Regions from separate parts of the Homo sapiens genome. Here region 1 is linked to region 2. Evidence: read pairs that join two places in POLR2A ChIA-PET (ENCODE). Cell type or tissue: GM12878. All regions are shown on one strand.

Evidence for each region. ChIA-PET counts read pairs that join two places held together with the same protein. Peaks named below come from ENCODE experiments on the same cell type or tissue, not always from the same donor. Only the 100,000 strongest peaks of a DNase experiment are listed, where the experiment ranks them.
Region 1: POLR2A ChIA-PET joins it to region 2 with 8 read pairs; 3 of 35 experiments call an interaction of 5 or more read pairs at or near these places.

What each region holds. Positions count from the first base shown.
Region 1 is chr14:95,259,332-95,261,831 of GRCh38, reverse strand. The region is part of intron 1 of CLMN (calmin); the gene reads left to right. Among named protein-coding and RNA genes, the nearest start is that of CLMN, 59 kb to the left of the region's middle. RefSeq lists enhancers at 1-541, 1,743-2,413, 2,363-2,432, 2,414-2,500. In GM12878, no CTCF peak of the experiment used is centred here; a DNase peak (open chromatin) is centred at 1,183; H3K27ac peaks cover 294 bases.
Region 2 is chr14:95,198,004-95,200,503 of GRCh38, reverse strand. All of the region lies in intron 9 of CLMN (calmin), which reads left to right. Among named protein-coding and RNA genes, the nearest start is that of DICER1-AS1, 42 kb to the right of the region's middle. RefSeq lists an enhancer at 718-1,646. In GM12878, no CTCF peak of the experiment used is centred here; no DNase peak of the experiment used is centred here.

The DNA of each region.
Region 1 (2,500 bases), 61 kb before region 2:
TGCTGCAGGGGGGCATGGGCTGTGGGGATCCCCATGTCATCTGGGGCATAACTGCCCAATGGGCAGATGAGAGGAGCGGGTGGACCTGTGGGCATCTTGGGAAGGCCAGGCTTGGAAGAGCCATCCTTCCCGACAGCAGTTGTGTGGTCTCCAGGTCGCAATGCAGAGGCACAGGTCCTCTAAAACTGGTGACTCTCACTGCTGAGAGTGACTGCTCATTCCATTCCATTCCCTGATAAGTGTATTTTCTCTGCAGGGAATATTGCAGCCTTTCTGCACTTCAGCACTATACCTGAGGGCCGTTTTAGATAGCAAGATGCCCAGGAGAAACTACAAAAATGCAAAAACCATGGCAGTAACATGACATTTGTAGCTACAAATCCATTTTAGAGAGTAGACCAGTTTACAAAGACAGAATCCGGGAATTCACCCACTCTCTGAAATGTATTTGTGTCTCCACAATCAGTGCTCGTCTTTCACGGAGGTGCGCAAAGCGGCATAAAGTCTGAGCAGCCAGACGCGCACGTTCCCAGCGGAGGTGAAACGAGGCAATGGGCCTCGGCCTTCTGCTTCAGCTCTCAAACTATAAATAAGTGTCCTTTCCACAGCTTACTTAGTGCCACTTTTTTTTTTTTTTTTGCATTTGTGTGCTTTCTCTCGGTGATCTTGCCGTTTAAAACAGCCCCCAGTCAGAGTCCGGAAGTGCAGAAAGGCTCTGACGTTCCTTGCGGAGAAAATACATGTGTTCAGTAAGCTTCGTTCAGGGATGAGTTACAGCGCTGTTGGCCATGAGTTCAGTGTTAGTGAGTCATCAATGCATATTCAATAAAGTCTCCTTAGACAGAAACACACATGAAACAAGAGTCAAGGGTATGTATTGGTTGGTTGGAAAAAATTTGTAACCAGAGGTTTGCAGGAACCTAATACTGTATTTCCACAAAAACAATGATTCAGTATTCACAAGTCAGGGTTGACCACAACTTCATAGAATATCATACTGTGAATGATGAGAATCAACTGTATTTCATTTGGACAATGGAGATAAACTGGGTTGTGTAGTCACTCAATACCTGAGTCAAAGACACTTCCACCAGGAAGCCTCCCATGGTCACACCAGCCTCCAAGGATCGTTTCCCACCCACACCAACTCACCCCACAATATGTATTGTGTTTACCATTGATTTCACATTTGACATGGACTGTAAGATATTAGTCACACTTCCCACAAGCCTTCTGTTATTGTGTGTCAAAATCACAAGCTCCCTGAAGACTAAGGATGTGTCTAAGATAACGTCTCCACTCATAGCAGGCAATATTGTAAGTGCTTGATTCTTTCAACAAACATTTTATTCAGTAATTTGTTTGTTGGATCCATTCTTTTTTTTTTTTTTAGACAGAGTCTGGCTCTGTTGCCCAGGCTGGAGTGCAGTGGCGCCATCTCGGCTCACTGAAAGCTCCGCTTTCTGGGTTCACACCATTCTCCTGCCTCAGCCTCCCGAGTAGCTGCGACTACAGGCGCCCGCCACCTCGCCCAGCTAATTTTTTTGTATTTTTAGTAGAGATGGGGTTTCACCGTGTTAGCCAGGATGGTCTCGATCTCCTGACCTCGTGATCTGCCTGCCTCGGCCTCCCAAAGTGCTGGGATTACAGGCGTGAGCCACTGCGCCTGGCTTTTTGATCCATTCTTCTAGTGAACCAATATGCAGGACAGAATGAATGAATGAATGATATGCTTACTGAACACCTGCCATGTGCCAGATGCCCACAGGAGGATGCAGAGTCGTGGGTGCTGCAATAGCAGGGAGTGGAAAGGAAGTGCCACCCCTATCTTAGGGAGGGCAGCCAGAGGAATTTGACGAGCAGGTGGAGAAGTGCAGGGAGAGAGTGCCAGACAGCAGGAACAGCGTGTGCAAAGGCCTGGAGCCCCAGGCAAGCAGGCATATTCAGGAGCCACCAAGCGCAAGGGAATAGCCGTCCAGGTGGGTGTGGGGAGAGGAAACGCAGGTGCAGCTGGCCATGCATTTTAATGCTGAAGAGTCCTGAGTGAAGAAGAACCTTTGAGGGGTTATGCATGCCATGGTTTTGAGTTTGCATGTCATTACTTTTGTGCTCAGTGAACTCAACAGCAGATGCCCATAGTTCAGAACAGGTATCTGCCCTGTGCTGGTCCCACCTGGGGGTGGGGGTGGGCCCTGTGCAAGTGATCTCCTCTCCTAGCCCCCAACCAGGCACAAAAACAGGATTCCCAAACAGATCAAGATCTCGTTTCCCTGGCCTGCTCCCAGCAGCTCTGTGGGAACTACAGCCTGTCTCGTTTCCTCCCAGATGTTTCTTGAAACTCCAGGAGGGGCCCAGGAAGAGGTGGGTGGGGGTTTCCTCCGTGTCCTCATAAAGTGCACATTCTGGTAACCCGGAGGTTTGTCCACGCACATTTCCTTCTCCGTTCTGGTGCCCAAGGTCAGGCCTGGTGAGTGGGGAGCCAGTGGACGGCCAGGGTCCA
Region 2 (2,500 bases):
CACACAGGGCATCCAGGGCAAGACAGCCAGGGAGGAGAAGGGCCTGGGCTCGGCCTCTCCAGCCCCTCCATGAGCTCACCTGCTTACTCATCCAACCCCATGGAAAGCGATGCATCTGGCACTGCCAGGAAGATAAAAAAAGAAGGAAAATCCTGCCTTCGGTGTCTAATGCGGGAGACAGAGTCCCCAGTAACTGTACTGTGAGAGAATGTGGCCTCAGCCATTAGAGATGGGCCCAGCGAAGGGATTCAGGAGTTCAACAGAAGGAGGCTCCCACCCAGATCCAGAAAGGCTGCATGGGGGTTTTGGGGAGCCTAGAACTGGGGAGGAAGTTCTGGGTAGAGGGACTAAGGGTAGAGGTCCCCTAAGTGCAGGAGCCAGGTGGGAAAGTGACCAGCTATTTCAGATTGCATTGGCTCTGCCTCTATCTCAGACCCTTCCCCAGTCTGTCACTGTCCCTCCTCCCCAGCTCAGCTTGCAGAGGGATGACCCTAAAGCACAAGTCTCACCTTATCACTTCCTGACTGCTGCATCCAGGACAAAGTCTAAATGTCTTAGCATGAACTCCAAGACTCTTCCCGCTCTAACCTGGCCACCCACCCCTCTTTGTCTCCCTCCCCTCTAGCCAAGCCAGCATCCTCCCACACCCCCAGACATCCAGGCTCTCCTCTGCCTCCAGGTGTGACTGGGCTGGTCCCACCATCTGGGCAAGCAGTTATTCAACCTTCAAAGTCAATGCAAATGGCACCTCCTCCCAGAAGCCCTCCGACCTCCTCCCCAGGCAGAGCCATTGCTCCCTCCCTATAGCTGATCACATTTTTGACAATCTCTCCTTGAGTGCTTACCTGATTTCCATGGGCTTTGTTTTTCTCTCCCGAGAGAGTGTGGACATTTGTGTATTGATCTTTGGATGCTAGAGACCAGCACGGTGCCTGACAGGGCCTGCCAGTGTAGGGGACAAAGGTTTATTACACGATGGTTTCGGGGGCATACAGCAAATGGAAGGTAAATGAAACACTGAGATACATGACAAAGCCCTGGCTCATCAGAGCCCAGTGAGGGGCCCAAAGGACTGGAGCTGATTGGAGGATTGAGAGAGGCTTGCACCCTGCGGGAGCTACAGAAAAAGTCTGGTTCGAGTAGTCTTTTTTAAGTTTAAGTTTATTGACAGTTGAGTAGTTGGTGTGAATGAGTGGGGTAGAAGACCTAGAAGATTAGTTGAGCCAATAAAGAGAATAAGGGAAATTAATATAAGGGATCAGGTTCGTCCTAAAAGACACTGCAGATTTTAGCTAGGCCAGAAGTGGGGGGCTGGTTTTATTCAGTTTGCCAAATCTGAGCAATGAGGAGTGGCTACCTAAGCCCTAGGAGGAGCAGCATCCTCAGGCCGAGGGCCACATGGGCAGGGCTGCACACTCCGTGTTTGCCAACCGTGGAATGGATGGGAAGAGGGCTGGATGGCTCTGCAGGTGCCAGGGACCACGGCTGCCATCTTCCCCCTCTTCCCCCAGGGAGAGGAACCCAGTCCTCCACTTGCTTCCATGGCCTGCTGTGTGCTGACTTCTCTGAAGTCTCAAAATAAATAAATAAATAAATAATAAATAAAATAAAATGATGAATTAGTGGTTTGCATCCTCCCTCCTGGCCTATTGGATGTGGCCTGTGAAAATACAAATGTGGCAGTTTGTTCTCGAATGCTTTCCTTCCAGCAATTGCCAAAAGCAGAGAGTGCATGTGTCCAGCACTTGGACAGGTGATTTGCGGTGTGGCTGAAAGAGCCCTGGGTTGCAGTGGTAGAATCGGGAGATCTAGATTTGAACTCCATCTTACATGGATCTCACTCTTGGTGAGAGCGTGGGCAGATGAGCTCCCTTGGGTGCAGTGTGGGAATGAAATCAACACCGTCTGCCTCACTTGGCTCCGGTCCGCTGCCTCACCTGCCCAGCAAGCACTGCCCACTGATCCCCAGCCCACCTTGCAATTTGCTCCCAAGTGCAGCCCTTGCCTCAATCCGTGTGGGTGAGCGTAGGGGGAGGGTACAGCCCGTTTGATGAGGAGCCCAAGGTGAGGTCTGGGAGTCTTGGGTCCTGGCAGACAAGGAGATGGGATGAGGCATTTCTCTGATACCTTGCCTTCCTTTAAAAAAAAAAAAGAGGCCAGGAGCAGTGGCTCACGCCTGTAATCCCTGCCCTTTGGGAGGCTGAAGTGGGTGGACCACCTGAGGTCAAGAGTTCGAGACCAGCCTGGCCAACATGGAGAAACCCTGTCTCTACTAAAAATACAAAAATTAGCCAGGCGTGGTGGCAGGTGCCTGTAATCCCAGCTACTCCGGAGGCTGAGGCAGAAAAATCACTTAAACCTGGGAGGTAGAGGTTGCAGTGAGCCAAGATCAAGCCACTGCACTCCAGCCTAGGAGACAAAAGCAAGACTCCATCTCAAAAAAAAAAAAAAAAAAAAAAAAGAAAGAAAAAAAGATATTTTCCCAGCCAAAGGGACTAGA